2 separate regions of the Homo sapiens genome follow, and region 1 is linked to region 2. A link is a loop called in an ENCODE intact Hi-C map of the cell type or tissue named here. Cell type or tissue: prostate gland. All regions are shown on one strand. Each heading gives the region's core, and the rest is flanking DNA. Links, peaks and the distances in the headings are about the cores only.

Region 1 (8,505 bases), core at 283-8,282, 93 kb after region 2:
ATAAATTTAAACGTCCATCTCCTCTATTAGGCAGTGAACACAACAAAAGCAGAGGTAATGCTTTATTTACCTTTGCAATCCCAGTACCTAGCATGGGGATTGGAACCCAGTGGTTCCGTATATGCTGAATGAGTGAAGAAATGAATGGCAGACAGAGATACAATCTTCGAAATTAATTCATTGAGGTGTTTTTGACCCCAGATCCAGATATAAACTGCAGAAGTTCAATGAATTTCCTCTAAAATGAATGCTAAATTGTGATTGAATCTCTGTGTGTATACTTGTGCATACATTTATCTGGGAAGCTAATCCATAGCCTTCATCATATTCCCAAAGGAATGTAGGATGTATTAAAGGGGATACAAATCACTGACATAATTCAATCTCCTCAAAAAATTAAGATCTCCCTTTCTCCCGCTGCATGACAAAAACAACCAACCAACCAACCAAACAAACAAACAAACAAACAAACTAAACCAAGGGGAATGGGGGCTTTTGAAAGGAATGAGTAGGCAGGAATGTCCCTGAAAGATGAGGTCTGCATGATAGTCTTGTTTTAGTCCTGAAGGGGACGGCGGAGCCCAAAATATCAGTGCTCAGAAAGATTTGGACCTAACTGGCATGCAATGCAAGCCCGGAGCTTAGTTCATTCACTCCTTTGTCCATTGTGGAATTATCTAATGACAAGAGGGATGTGGGTGGTAACAAGTGAGGTGCCTTCTTCTCCCTTCCTGTTGAGTCATTCTCCAAATAATGTTCAGAGTATGAGGGGAAGTAACATTAGCTTGAGGATTTTTTGTTATTTGAAATCTGTAACTAAATAACAGCACTACTCATTGTGGCTTTTCCTTTCTTTCTGGTTTCATAAATTTCCCTTACATTTTCAACTGGGTGAGTTATTTGCCATTTGCTTTCCTAACCTGGTGTTTGTGCAGCATCACTGGCAAAAGTTAATATGTGCTTCTTGCTGCCCCAGGGATTCTTGCAGCTCTGTAATGATGAAATTAATCTATAAATGTGGTCTCTAAAAGCACCTCTGGGTCTCAATCTTTGAATGAAAGGCAGAGTGGAATGGAAGGGATCTGTTGCTTTCATTATCATTATCTAAATGGATGCAAATGCAGCAGATTGAAAATGCTCATCCTTACCAGAAATGATAAGAATCCAAAGACCTGCTATTTGCATGTTTAATTGCAATGGCGCATTGAGAGACAGAATTACTGTGTGGGGGTTATGGGCACTTCACAAACGGTAATTGTCCTCCACACTTATTTTTGTCATCTTGATGAGTGTTAGAAGATGGCTAGGCTTTCTAAACACTTGCACGCTTCCAACTAGGGAGGATATTTTGGCACATTAGGAAAACATGGCATGAATTCAAGTGAGCTGAGTTACATTAGCCCGTCTTTTCTGGTTAGTTCTGGTTAAATGGTAACTTTCCATAAAGTGCCTTCCTTTTCCTGGCAGTAACATTTACTGAGCACAAAGTTGCATTTCAGGTACAGAACCAAGCTCTTTACACACTTCTCTCATTTGACTCCAATATCTGAGGTAGATTCTATTACTATTTTCATTTTACAAATAGGAAATCCGACACAGAGAGAAATCTAGTAACTTAGCCAAGTTTACATAGGAAATGACTAAGTCAAGATATAAATGCTTATTTGTCTGATTCCCAAGCCAAAGTTGTTGGTATGTGAAATAACTTTTTTTCTATCATCAAAGCTCTCATTTATCAACCATTTTTTCATCCATTCATACATCAGATATTTATTGAGCAACTACTATAGGCTAGCTATTATGTGCAGTAAAAAAATGGAAGCAAAACATTGCCCCTGCCTTCAAGTCCATGCTTGAAATAACCAAAAATGAAATTCTGTTGTTTCTTTATACAAGCATCAACAGAGCATCATTTTTGCCACCTTCCTCCTCATCAACATCATCATCATCAGAATTACTTTTTACTGAGCCTGAGAAAGTTGTCAGAACCAAAATGGAGTCGCTTGTGTTTAAAAAAACAAAAAACAAAAAGCCATGACAAATAGAGGCAGGGAAGGCTGTAAAGAGAGGGTCCTCAAACTTCTGTGCCTGATAAGAAAAACTATCATAAAAGACTCTGCAAAAACTGCAACCTTGCCAAAGGCCATCACAACCTTGCACAAAAAAGTACTTCTGTGGAGACATCTGCCCAGCAACTGCCTGTCCAACATCAGACTGATGTCACTCTTGTTATTGATCTCCGTAGCCAAGAAGAATCATTTGAAAACAATTATGTAATCCTCCTCATTTTTCCTTTAAAACCCTTTGTCTTCCTTTACCTCCCTGAATACACACACCATTTACTATGGCATGCATATTCCCATTGCAATGCCTATTCCTAAATACATATCTTTTATTTTAGAGAGGCTCTTTCTGTTTATGTTGGTTGACAAGCCCTTAACATCTGCCAGGTGCTGTATTGGGCACTATTTACTTCTAACAACCTTTTGAGGTAAGTGTGATCATCCCCACAATATGGCTAAAGAAACCACAGCTCACAGAGCTTAAATGACTTTGCCCATGCCACCCAGCTAGTAAGTGGAAGAGCCAGCATTGAAGTCCAGGGCTGTCTGATTCTAAAGCCACATATTTTAATAACAATATCACCCGAGGATTCTGAGACCACTCAACAAACCAATGTCACTTAAGGATTTTTTAGAGACTACTTTAAAAGCAATGTGAATAAAATGCTTAATGAAGAACCAAAGCTATATGAACTGAGTTCTCAGTCCCTGCCAGTACTGTGCTAGAAACTGTCCATGTATGCTCTCATTCAAGTATCTCCATAGCCTCCATAGATCTTGTTAGTTCTATTTTGCAGGTGAGGAATCTGAGGCTCAGAAAGAGGAAGTAACTTGCCCAAGGTCACACACAGTGGAGGCAATATTTAAGTCCAGATCTGCTTGATTTTAAAGCCCTATATTTTACTAACAACATCACCCAGAGCGTTCCTAGGGAAAATGCTCATTTTCAGAAAAAAATCCAGAAAATGCTTACCAAATAGCAACCCCTAAGTTAGTTGCCTAAAGGATACAGGCTGCTGGGTAGGCTTCATCTTAACAAGGGTTTCCCTTCCCCAGACCCATGCAACATTATTTTTCTCCTATTTTAAAAAAACTCTTTTTTCCCCCTTCTTGCTTGGTAGGAGGACGGGGTGTGTGTGTGTGTGTGTGTGTGTGCATTTGCGGAATGGAACAATAAAAAGGAGAGAGACATGCATAGAGATAAACGGATTGCAGAGAACTCAGGAGATCCAAGTTGATCTAAAGGCCCTGGGGTCTGGCTTCTTGCAATCTCTCTTTACCTGTTGATAACAGCTCACTTCTGGATAAGTCAGCAGGGGGTTGGGGGTGGGGAGTCATTTTTAAGGAGAAGGAGAGCCTCTGTATTAGTTAAATCCTTTTAACATATATAGTAAAAGGGAAAGAATCCCACCACTCACAATTTTCCCTGGAATGTTGCTGGGTTTTGGATTCTGATTCAGCTTCAGAAGGCTGGGATCCCACAGAGCATTAGAAGGACTGGTGTGATAAGAACAAGATCATCTATTAAGCACCTATTACATACTGGTGTGATGCTGAGGACTTTGCATTCATTACATCTGCTACGGTTTGAATGTAGTGTCCCCTTCAAAATTCATGCTGAAACTTAATCCCCATTGTGGTGGTATTAAGAGTTGGACCCTTTTAGGAGGTGATTGAGTCATAAGGGTGGAGCCCTCATGAACGCCCTTATAAAAGAAGCTTTAGAGAGAGTTTGCCTCTCTTGTTCTTCTGCCTTCGGCCACTGAGGACACAGCATCAAGGTGCCATCTTGAAAGCAGAGAGCAACCCTCACCAGACAGCAATGCCAGTGCCTCAATCTGGTACTTCCATCCTCTAGAACTGTGAGAAACAAATTTTGATTCTTAATAAATTCCTCAGTCCTTGGCATTTTGTTATAATAATGCGAATGGACTAAGACAACCTCATATGACTCTTTCACCTACCCTGCAAATGAGGCAGTTGTATGCCCTTTTGATAAGGCTAGGAAATTGTGGGTTCAGAGAGACAAAACTTTTCCCAAGAGACACATAATGTTCTCTAAGATTGTACAGCCAGTATGACATAGACCTGGGATTCAAATCTAAGATTAGATTTTAAGTGCAATTTATGTGTCTCTTCAGTGGCCAAATATCTGCACTTGCTTCTTCTGGTTAAACATAATTTGCTGTCTGACATCCTTATCTCAGCCACTGACCCCTGAGTCATCTCCCTTCTCTATCCCCTTTCTCACTGCCAACATGTAATGGGCTTGCAAGATGGAATGCCTCCCCTACTACCTGTCCCTTCTAGGGAATCCCTACCCTTAAATATTCTTTATGCAGGAATTCAAAACTACATGTTGACCAGATAATCCCAATCATGGATTGGGAATAGACAGTTCATCTAAGAGTAGCCAACCAATAGCAGGCTGGCAACCTGTGGGGTGAGCTACTGTGAAGCCTCATGCATTGCCATGTGCTGTGGCTCAGGCCTATAATTCCAGTTACTCAGGAGGCTGAGGTAGAAATGCTTGAGCCCAGGAGTTCAAGGCTGCAGTGACCTATGATCATCCCACTGCTCTCCAGCCTGGGCAACAGAGCAAGACCCAACTCTTTAAAAAAAAAAAAAAAGGCCAGGTGCAGTGACTCATGCCTGTAATCCCAGCACTTTGCGAGGCCGAGGTAGGTGGATCACCTGAGGTCAGGAGTTTGAGACCAGCCTGACCAACATGGTGAAACCCTGTCTCTACCAAAAATACAAAAATTAGCTGGGCATGGTGGGACGCAACTGTAGTCCCAGCTTCTCCGGATGCTGAGGCAGGAGAATCGCTTGAACCCCGGAGGTGGAGGTTGCACTGAGCCGAAATTGTGCCACTGCATTCCAGCCTGGGCAACAGAGTGAGACCCTATCTTAAAAAAAAAAAAAAAAGAAAGTTTGATGTAGGCAGATATGATGGTTACTAATAAGTTTCATTCTCTTTCTTTTACTTTCTACCCCACCCCATCCCTAGGGATTCAAATGATATGAAATAGTAAGATACAGAGATGGTGTTGCTAGTCACTTTTAGGAACAGAAACACAAAGATGTCCAGAGAAAGGCCATAAAGAATTTGGGGTCATGAGGAAAGCAAAGGTATGAGTTAGCAGAGGCTATGGAATGATGGGCATAGAAGGAAGTTCAGTATAACAGCAAGAGATCCATCTGTTTCCGTTGCTGATGGTACAGCTGACTGCCTTAAATCCTAAATAAGCTGTCCATGACACCTGAGAAATCCTATCCCAACACTGGGATTCCTACTCTTTTGGTGCTTACCTTTACTTTCACTTAAATCTGATTACTTGGAGTAATATGTTGAGTTTGTGGGATTATCCATGATTGCATTCACAGATCTAAACAGACAGTGGAACCTAAAGAAAAAAAAAATCCAGGGCAAAAGGAAGGTGACTCCCAACTTGAGAAAAATTTTTATTTTTTCCATTCAGCTCTATTCAGAATGCTAAAACATAAATATAAATCTAGATAGAGAAACATTTCCTAACGTTAAGTTAAACAGATCCCTGGAGTTGACAGAGAACATTAACCTACTCCAAATCTTTACCTAATCCATTAATCTCACATAAACACCCAACAAGTCTTCTTGTCTGTGTTTGAATACTTCACCAATGAGGATCTCCCTCTTGTGCTATAATTGCCAGGAGGTTTCAATACCTAAAACTTTTGCCTAACAAGCAACTAAGATAAAAACAACATAACACAGAATAACATATTTCTAACACTTCCAAACGACAAATATTTCTTTATTGTGCTTGGCATGAGAGTGAGCAAGACAGGTGGAAATCCTGTCTTTCTGGGGTTTACATCAGCCTTTTCAAATTTTTATTTTGAAAAATTTTGAACATACAGAATAGTAGAGAGAATAGTGTGATGAACACTTATGTTCCATTATCCAATTCAACAATTAAGAATGCACAGCTCTTTCTGTTTCATTTTTATGCCTTTTCCCCTAAGTCTCCCTACCACCCTGCTGAATTATTTTAAGATAAATCCCAGGTGTCATATCATTTCGGCATGTGTTTCTAACAGATAATGACTCTTTTTTCTTCATGTAACCACAATATTGTTATTCACACTTGAAAACATTTAACAGTGATTTTTTAATATCATCTAATTTCCAGTCAGTTTTTTTCTTCAAATTTTTCTTTTTGTATTAAAAATATCTTTTTACAGTTGGTTTGTTTGGAGTTTTACATTACAATGAAACATGCTCTTTGAACAAAAACACAGCTAAATCTTGATATTTTATTCCATATATGTAGTTAAACCTACCTGGAAGACTACCGATTCTATAAAATGTATAGATTTAAACAAAACCAGTAGCTATTTTTTTTCCTCTACTTTCAGAAGCTTATCTTCTAGAGGATTTTTTATTTTTTATTTATTTTTATTTATTTATTTATTTTTTGAGGCGGAGTCTCGCTCTGTTGCCCAGGCTGTAGTACAGTGGCCTGATCTTGGCTCACTGTAAGCTCCGCCTCCCAGGTTCACGCCATTCTCCTGCCTCAGCCTCCCGAGTAGCTGGGACTACAGGCACCTGCCAGCACGCCCGGCTAATTTTTGTATTTTTAGTAGAGACAGGGTTTCACCGTATTAGCCTGGATGGTCTCTATCTCCTGACCTCGTGATCCGCCTGCCTAGGCCTCCCAAAGTGTTGGAATTACAGGCATGAGCCACTGTGCCTGGCCATCTTCTAGATATTTTTATAAGCTTGATATTAGACATCACTCTTCTGTTTTCTCCAAAATGATTTTCCTCTTTTTTATCACGTGGCTTTCTTTGTTAATGAAGCACAGATCATGTTTGCAATGTGATAATTCTGCTCCTTGGAAAGCCTATTATTCTGAAGGCCTAACATCCTCAGAAAACATTCACTGAAAGCCCACTAGAATAACAGAATGTAGGGCTATTGATCCAGCAGTCCTACTTCTAGGACTGAATACAGAAGAAAATATGAGAGCAGAAATAAATGTTATATTTTATATTATATAATCATATAAGTTGTTTAAAAAGTTTCACTGTTATAGATAACTGTAAGAGAAACATCATTATATATAATATGTATATTATTATCGTGCTATATTGTACATTAAACATATAATTTATAAATTAAATCTAATGACATATTTATATCTTATGCAGAATGATGTCTATACCATTGTTTATTTATAACATTGAAATTTTTAAAGTCCATTGAATGGAATTGGTTAAATAAATTAAGGCTAACCTCCATAATGAAATACTACAAAGCGATTAAAAATTATCATGGAAATATTTGTATCAATATGGAAAGATAAACTATTTTAGGTGAAAATATTAGGCTATGAAACAGTATGTAGCATTGTTATGCAAGATCTCCAAGTTGTATTAATTTTAAAAGGTGCAAAAGACCTAAAAACTATATATATATATACACACACATATATATATGCACACACACATACACACACACAGACATAAAGTGATCCCATTTGTAATTACTCCACGTATTCCCTGACACTCAAATGTACATATACATGAATAGAATAGCCCGGATGACTACATGCCAAAATGTTAGCAGTGATTCTTTCTGGGTAATAGGTTTGCTTGAATACATATTTCTTAAAATGTCTGTGTTTTCTGAATATTTTAATAAGTATATATTATTTTATATCATAAAACTTTTATGTTCTTAATGTTAGGTTAGAAAAAGTTACTGGCTTAAGGTTACAGATAGTTCATTTCAAAGCAAGACCCAAGCTCTCCCTTGAGAATCATGTTATTTGTTTCTCCTCCACTTAAGGCTGTTTCCTGGCAAAATGTTTCTCAGTTGCTGTGTAAATAGGTTTTGGTTATGCCTGTCCTACAAAGTGTCTAAGCTTGGACCAGACACACCTGAATCACAGCATTGGCCCAAGCTGGGACCACCACAGGCAAGACATACACACAGGCAAGACATGTGCAACAGTTATCAAAGGCATTGAGAGGACAGAATAATGGTCAGTGTCAAGGTCATTGTGTGAAGCTGCACAGGTTGAGCTCTGCACATCTCCTGAGGTTGAGGGGACCATTTACATTAGAAACTATGAAAGTTTCTGTGCACAATGTTTCCCTGAAAATGTATAATGCCCAATCTGTACAACTGTGCCACCAAGTCCTGAATTCCACTAGGGCAAGAGGAAACTTCATGGAAAGGAAGTCACCTTGAGGTCGACATTTCAATACAACTCAATTCTGAGTGATTTAGTAACATTACATCATTGTGCTAATATTTAATGGTTTTTGTTTGTTTGTTTGAGATGGAGTCTCACTCTGTTGCCCCTGCTGGAGTGCAGTGGCATGATTTCTGCTCACTGCGACCTCAGCCTCCTGTGTTCAACTGATTCTCCTGCCTCAGCCTCCCAAGTAG
Region 2 (8,505 bases), core at 157-8,156:
AGCATGTGTACCAATGAAGACCAGTAAGCTCTTTGAGAGCTGTTAGCTTGAAGGGCTGGGACTAGCTGGCACCATGGGTTTCAGTATTATTAGTGTGGAATATTGCCAGAGGTGAGAGGTCTTAGGCAGAAATAAGAAGACAAATAGATTCCACCTAACCTGCCACTCTCAACTTACCAAATGAATGGTGTTTATGGGCACCTAGCACAGGAGCCAGGTCCTAAGGACTCTCTGCTATGGCTGGCCAGTAACTCTCAGTCACTGAGTCCCAAGGAAGGGGATGGAGTGGCTGTGAGCAGCAGGAGACACAGAGGAGTTAGGAACAATGGCTTTTTACCAACTAGTATAGAAGTACAGTCATCCTTCAGTATCCGTGGAGGATTCCATGACTCCCTGAGGATACCAAAATCCACAGATGCTCAAGTCTCCGATATAAAATGGTATAGTATTTGCATATAATGTATGCACATCCTTCCATATACAGTATTTAAAATTATCTTTAGATTACTTGTAATAATTAATACAATGTAAATGCTATGCAAATAGTTGAATACTGTGTTGTTTAGGGAGAATAATAACAAGGAGAAAAGTCTGTGCATGTTCATTAGGGACACAACATCCATTTTCTTCCCCAAATATTTTTGATCCTTGGTTGATTGAATTCGTTCATGTGGAACCCACAGATATGGAGGGCCAACTGTGTTTCACTATATTTAAAATGAGCAGGCTCCATGTATCAGCTGAATATTATGTGAATGAAGGGAGATGGATATGTTTTTAAGTTTTAATTTATGTAGTCATTTAATCCATACAATTATGTATGACTTTTCCATTCCCTGCTTTGGATAGACATGGTTTCAGTGAATATTTTATTTTTATCTGAATTATAAGAAAAGTCATAAGTGTAACAATCATGTTACATACATAACAACAACATGTACATGTAGCAGTAGAGTTGCATACATAACATAAATGTAACAAAGAGGAACAATAGGGACTGGTGGGAACTGTGGCAAACTGGAGAAGTGTGCCTGACCTAATGGGTGCAACTGCTACTCAGCTGAAGCCAGCTGGGAACCATGTGGGAATGCAGGCCCACTATTGCCAACAGTTCTGATTTTTCCAGGGGAGCCAGAAACTCCAATTTTTAAAAGATTTCTCTGGATTTTGAAATGTTGACAGCCAATTCAAAAAAATTTTTTTAACACTATGTGAACCAAACAAAATATATCTATGGGCCAGATTTGATTTATGGACCACCAGTTTGCAAGGCTCTTGGTCTCTAAAGGCTAAATTTGTGTCGGTCTTACTGCTATTCCCCCTCTCTCCCACCACCTGTTCTTTCAATTCCTAGAATTCCCATGGGCTGGTGGACTGGAGTAGCCAGTTCCCTGTAGTTGAGACCATCCTTTGTTTCTTACAGTCATAGTTAGAGCTGACACAGGTGCCAGGAGACATTTTAGCTGTGTATTTGAATGGTGGAGATGATTAAATCTGTTTATGTTGACATTCTTGAGAAGGATGGTCAGGTTGGTGGAGGTTTCACAGCTAAGCTCAAGACAAGGACAGTCAATCATGTTTATTTCACAAAACTGGAAAACTTACGTTTGAAGTTCTCAGGAATGGTAAAGAAAAACAAAGAAACAAAAACCCCCAAGTGACTGATAAGTAGCAATCTAGCTTGCTACCTACCTTGGTTTATCAACCTTCTCTATCAGATATTTCTCTCTGAAATAATGATAGGTCATCTCTGCTCTAGGTATGGGGACCACAACTTGCTTCAAAGTTGGCATTCAGAGAAACAAGAATTGAAATAAAATGGAATCACATCACATGTGTGCTGAATGTACTCAAACTCAACTACGTGACCTTGGCCAAAAGAGAAATACCCTTTAATTTATTCCTTCTCCTTTCCACCTTTCAAACTAGACTCTGGCCTCCACTGCTTCAGGACAAGAAAACCCACAGCCAAATTGTAAAAAGAAACAAAGAAATTAATCCTTGGTTTTTGGTCTTCCAGGAGTCTGAGCTCTGTTGATTTAAGGGAAGGTAATGAATCTTAAAGGGAAATTTTGAATACATGTGGGGTTTTTTCCTCTTTTCTGACTGTAAAAGCAGATTTCTTAGAAGATGAAATTTATTGATAATTATTGAAATAAGTATAGTCATAATAGCTATTATTTATTGAGTGCCTTCTATGTGTCAAGCACTGAGCTAAACAGATTAGTATTTAACACTCATAAATATTAGCTTCTTTAATCTTTCCAGCAATTCTACAGTTCCAGGCACTACAATTATTCCCATTTTACAGATCAGGAGACACAGGCCCACATATAATAACCAGTCTAAGGTCCCATGGCTATTAAGTGACAGAGTCAAGATTCAAACTCAATTCATCTGACTTAAAAGCTTATGTTCTTTAGTGGGAATATTGAGATTTATCCCCTTACCAGTGGTGGTGAGGATTCATTACTAGTTTAATAATTATAAGAAGTCCTTACTAAAAACAGTGTGCCAGGCAATGAACACATGATGAGGTACAGTCCTGCTACCGGAGTCTTCAGACAGATTGAAAAAACAGAGATCTAAATAAATGATTAAAGTACAAAATGAGAGCTATGATAGAGGTATCCCCAGAAGAAGAGCTCTGAGTTTCTTTTCTGTGTGTATTGTTGTCAATTCCAGCCCTCAGCCATTAGAACAGTTGGAATCTCCCAGTTAACTCCGCAAATTTCTGAGTAAAGAACATTCACTGGTGGCTGGACATAGTGGCTCACGCATATAATCCCAACACTTTGGGAGGCCGAGGCAGGTGGACCACCTGAGGTCAGGAGTTCAAAACAAGCGCGGCCAACATGGTGAAATCCCATCTCTACTAAAAATACAAAAATTAACCAGGCGTGGTGGCAGGCTCCTGTGGTCCCAGCTACTCAGGAGGCTGAGGCAGGAAAATTGCTTGAACCTGGGAGGCAGAGGTTGCAGTGAGCTGAGATCACGCCATTGCACTCCAGCCTGGGCGATTTCGTCTCAAAAAAATTATATATATATATATATATATATATATATATATATTCACTTATATATATATATTCACATATATATATATTTTTTCATTGTCAAGCTATACCTCTGTCCAAGTCAGATAGCATCTACTCACCCTTCTTAATTAGTTTTCCTGAGCTTGTTAATAATCTTGAAGTCTGCAACATTTAATATCTAATTGTTCTGACATCATCCACAGAGATTTCCTCCTGGGGCAGGATTTCCTAATGTCCTCACAGTGCGATTTATATTTTTGTTACAGAGAAGGCTGCCAAGCATTAGGCAATTGTCAAACACCAACAGGCTGTAGGGACAATGGTTCTTCTTTCTCTTTGGAGTCCAGCCAATGGCCCAACAAAATGAAGCAAGCCTGGAAGGAATGTACCATCGAAGCCACTACAGAAGCATAAAGCTAAGCACTGACATCTTCCCATGCATTTCAGGGCATTAGGCTTAGATTATACCAGGCTAAGAAGATGAAGATTGATGTTTGGCTGCAAAACAAGAATTTATTACTAACTGCTATGGTCTGAATGTTTTTGTCTCCTCAAATATGTCAAAATCCTAACCACCAAGGTGATGGTATTGGAGACAGGGCCTTTGGGAGGTAATTAGATCATGAGGGTAGAGCCCTTATGATTGGGATTAATGCCCATATAAAAGAGACCCCAGAGAACTAGCCACTCCTTCTCACCATGTGAGGACACAACTAGGAGGTACCATCTATGAACCAGGAAGCAAGCCCTCACCAGGCACTGAATTTGCCAGCACCTTGATCTTAGACTTCCCAGCCTTGAGAACCATAAGAAATAAATTTCTGCTGTTTATAAACTGCCTAGTCGATGATATTCTGTTACTGTACCCCAAATTTACACTGACCAAACATAAATGTAAGCAAAAGTTATCCTTCTATCTGGCATATTTGCTGAGAATATTTTCTTCTCTTGATTTTTACAAATACTTTGCAAGGTAGTATTGCAAGGAAGAACAGCAATGCTGCTATATTCCTTGGAGAATATGGTTCCCTGGTAAGTAATATCTCCAGAGGAATTGCTGAAGTTTTTGGTCTGTTGTAAAACAGTCTTCATAAAGACCTGGAAGCAAGACTGTAAAACATAGAAGGTAGGCATGCCTCTGGGCTTCTGATGACACTCAGTGCTCCATAGAATTACCCTGTTAAATCTCCGTGTATCTTATTAACATTTATTATAATAGCTATAATTTATTGGCATCTACTCTATGCCAGGCACTGAACAATGAGATTTATATCCATTATCACTAATCAAAAGGTGAGACACAACTGACGGAACTCAATTCATGTTGTGAGTCTCTTTAAGACATGCATCTTCAATGGGAATATCATCTCCAAAGATGTGAAAATTGGTGTAGGGTGATAGTGAGGGGGAGGACTTACTCTTTTTATGTATAAAACACAGATATACATAGAGAACTCAAACAGACACATGGTATATTTGTGGTATTAAAGTTTTATGTGGTGAGGGGAAGTAATTAGGCAAAAAGTGCCTAAGAAGGCTCAGTGTGTGGTGATAACGAAAAAAAAGTTGAGAAACACTGCTTTAAGAGATAGTCAACTCTTAATTTTTTTGTTGAATTTTATAATATTTACTTCCTTTTTTTTTTTTTTTTTTTTTTTTTTTTTGATATGGAGTCTCGCTCTGTCACCCAGGCTTGAGTGCAGTGGTGTGATCTCGGCTCACTGCAAACTCCGCCTCCCGGGCTCACACCATTCTCCTGCCTCAGCCTCCCGTGTAGCTGGGACTACAGGCACCCACCACCACGCCCGGCTAATTTTTTTTGTGTGTGTATTTTTAGTAGAGACGGGGTTTCACTGTGTTAGCCAGAATGGTCTCGATCTCCTGACTTCATGATCCGCCCACCTCGGCTTCCCAAAGTGCTGCCACCGCTTGAGCCACCACGCCCCGCCATAATATTTACTTTCTAATGTGAGAAATTTTTTAGCTATTTTGATGATTACCAGGTAAATCATGACTCGAAAATTTCAATTTGTATAGCTGATTTCATGTACTCTTGTGTAGGTTCTTTCATGTTTTGAAATTCTTAAAGAGTATTTCCTTCCTTGGGTCCACAGGAATTTTCAACAGATTTGGGGCACATTCCACCATGTATGGAGTTCTGCTTCCCTACCATGTAATTCATGCTCCCTGATGCTGTGCTCATGGATAATTCCTACAACCACTAGGGGAGGAAGATGTTATGGTTCTCCTTTTTACAGATAAGGAAACAAACATTGTGAAAGGTTGAGACATTCATTTCCTCATGATCTTGCAGCTGGTTTGTGTGGACTTGGGATTAAAATCCAGTTCTGGAACAGCCTAAAGTCCATGCATATTTGATCCACTATTCCAGAGTTCTCAAAATGGTGCTCCATGGGCCAGATACAGTCCACAGACATGACTTTTGTGTGTGTATGTGTTGTTTTGTTTTTGTTAACTTAGTGTACTTAAAATATTTAAATTTGCTGCCAATACTTAAAAATTAAGAGATCTTTACAGGAACAAGTCTAGATTTACAACTTTTCTTTGAAAGCTTAGGGGCTGTGGGCTTCCATCCTACATGGGAACAATTGACTGAAACTAAGGAGTGGATACTTTTCAAAACAGGGTTTGCACACTCCAATTTGCCTAAGTCCCTGCCCCTTCCTACTGCCTTACACCCAAAACCCCTTCATTCAAACGTCCTATATATATGACTCCCAGAATGTAGTGTTTCTGTTTCCTTCGACTTCCAATGTTTTCTAAATCCTGTGTGTCTCTTCAGTATCTTTCCTTCTCACTCATCCATGCAATAATTTTAAAGTGAATTATGAGTCCACTTTAATTTACTACTTTATTCTTTCTGATTTTCTAGATCTCTCAAGCAGAGCAACTTTATCAGTGATATTTAATAAAATGAAACCAATTTTCTTTTTCTTCTTTCAGTAGCCATGTTATATTTCACCTGAAAATCCTTCTAATTCATTGCTTATTTCCTTAGGGTCTCCATTTCTGAAATTCATATGCTGCTAAGCCTTAAAATATTCAGTCTTTCCAAGCCTGTAGTTTTGAGCTACACTGCAAGGGCATATCAATTTTACTTCACATCAGAGTTTTGATTAGTGATTATGTAAGGACTTTTTTTTCCCCTTGACCTTTTATGGGTTAAACAGAGCCTATGGGTCTATATAAAGCTCTTTCCTTCTTGAATTCTTTCCTTGCAAGTATCTTTATTTTGACTTGTGGTACTTGGTAGATTAAGTGCTTGGAAAAGAAGTGGTCTGCCTGCCAATTCAGGAAGAAGAAGGAAACATTCAAAAACTTGATCAGGGAGGAGGAGGAAACACTCAAGGAGTATAATTTGTTGGGGCATTCCAGTCTGTCAACAGCTCCATCGCTATGAAGACATGAGAATCCAAGAAATAAACACAAAGCAAAGACCACAGTAGATAAGAGGAGGCATTTCCATCCTGGAAGCAAATGTCTGTGTCCTCACATGGTGGTTTTATATTGTTCCATTCGTTACTGTGGAATGCACTTTTCACCGACAACATCTGGCTCTCTAACAACGATGTAAGTCACTGAAGAACACACAAACACTATCACAAAACTAACAGCTGTATTTTGATACATCCAACCTAACCCTTTCTTTTGTGTCATTGCTTTAAACATTTTATTTGTGTGTAAATCTGCTTTTAAATAAAAACATCATAGAATATAGAATTTAACATTTTTTGCCCCAATTTATTATAAATGTATTCATTGTAGTGTTCTCTCACTTATTCATTGGATCCATAGTTCATTCATTTACATATTCATGCATTCTGCAAACATTTAATGAGTTTTTTAATCTTCCACTGTAAAGCTTTTACAAATATACATGCTAGGGCCCCAGGCTCAGACATTCTGATTTGTTTGGTCTACAATGGGAGCCAGTAATCAGTATTTTTAAAAAGATTTCTAGGTATTTCTACTGTTATAAACCAGTGTTTAACAAGAAACATGGCATAGAGTATTTTTTCCAACAGAAGTGATTATTTGAAACATTATAGTGGCAGATTTTTGTATTAAGAGTTGACCTGCCTTGGCATAAATGATAATAATATGCTTTGATAACTAATAATGATAACAATTAACATTTACTGAGTGCCATAAGTACTGAGCTAGGTACTTCATACTTAATACTTTATGTAATTTCTACATCAGCCATGTAAACCAGATATTTTTATCTTTGTTTTGTGTTGAGGAAAAAATATTCAGAAAATGTACTTAACATGACACAGATAGAAGTAGTTTAACTATTGGGGTTTGAAGTCCATATTTCTAACTCCAAGTTATGGTCTTTCTACTCTGCACACTCATTCAGAACTTTGGTTTTGACATCCGATATTCATAAGCGTAACTAATACTTTTTTCATAGAGCATCTTAGGCACATGACCTCATTCCACAGTGCTGTTCACACAGAGAAGTTAATCATGGCAGAGTGGAGGCACTGGGGTTCCACAGAAGAGAGTGAAGCAATGAAAAACACTCAGCTAGTTCTGCCTAGAATTTGAGTTACAAATCCTGGGCTTTTTCTACTGTGCCATGCTTCTTTGTTTCTTTTTCATGTTCTGATTCAGAAGTTTAGGGAGGTAATGACTGCCTTGGCCCTCTCAGTGAGCAATAGAGCCGGTAACACTATGCTTTGGCCACAGCTGATTGGCTCAAAGATGGACATCTGTCCCAGGTTGACCCAATCACATTCATTCTCTCTCTTTCTGACTTCCCACCGGTCTCTCTCCCAGGTATTTAGAATCAGCACTTGAAAAGATTGGTCAGTTCTACCTGAAGGTGTTGAGCCTGTATGGCGATGTATATCAGCAACGGATGAACTCACCTGAGGATGGTTTCTTAGGGGCCAGGAAAACAGATAATGGAACTGATGTTCATGAAGCAATAGAGATATCTGGTGAACCCCAAAAGAGAGACAAGCACAAAGAGTAGCTCCTTTGACTTCTGCTGACTCTATACATACCATTTATTCTTCATTGTGATGCCTGATCTTAATTCATGCCCTTGGGTTTTGTGAGCAACCTTTGACTTGATACAACAAACTCCTATTTATTTGAGCAAATTGAGTAAGTTTCCCATGCTTTAAAACAAACAACCCTTGACTAAACTAATGACCATGTTTTAGAACGCATATAAAGTTTATCATTTTGGGCACCCTTAGAGTGAGTTACATTTTACTCCCAAATAATCTAGTTACTCTATCAAACTGGACTATTTAGACTGCCAGTCACAGAAACTGAAATCAAACCAGCTTAAGCGAAAAAGGGAAATTTATTTGGCTGTTGTAATTGAAATATCCAGGCCTTGCTTTAGGCACAGCCAGATCTGGTGACCTAAATGAGGAAACTGCTTCTCTCCCTCTCTCGAGAACATTTTCCTCTCTGGGAGCTTCAT

The links. Peaks named below come from ENCODE experiments on the same cell type or tissue, not always from the same donor. Only the 100,000 strongest peaks of a DNase experiment are listed, where the experiment ranks them.
Region 1: it touches region 2 in a loop (4-fold over the local background); 16 of 110 quality-filtered maps call a loop at or near these places.

The regions. Positions count from the first base shown.
Region 1 is chr3:69,648,583-69,657,087 of GRCh38, forward strand. No RefSeq gene overlaps it. Among named protein-coding and RNA genes, the nearest start is that of MITF, 87 kb to the right of the region's middle. In prostate gland, for the core only: no CTCF peak of the experiment used is centred there; no DNase peak of the experiment used is centred there.
Region 2 is chr3:69,555,743-69,564,247 of GRCh38, forward strand. No RefSeq gene overlaps it. Among named protein-coding and RNA genes, the nearest start is that of FRMD4B, 170 kb to the left of the region's middle. In prostate gland, for the core only: no CTCF peak of the experiment used is centred there; a DNase peak (open chromatin) is centred at 3,359.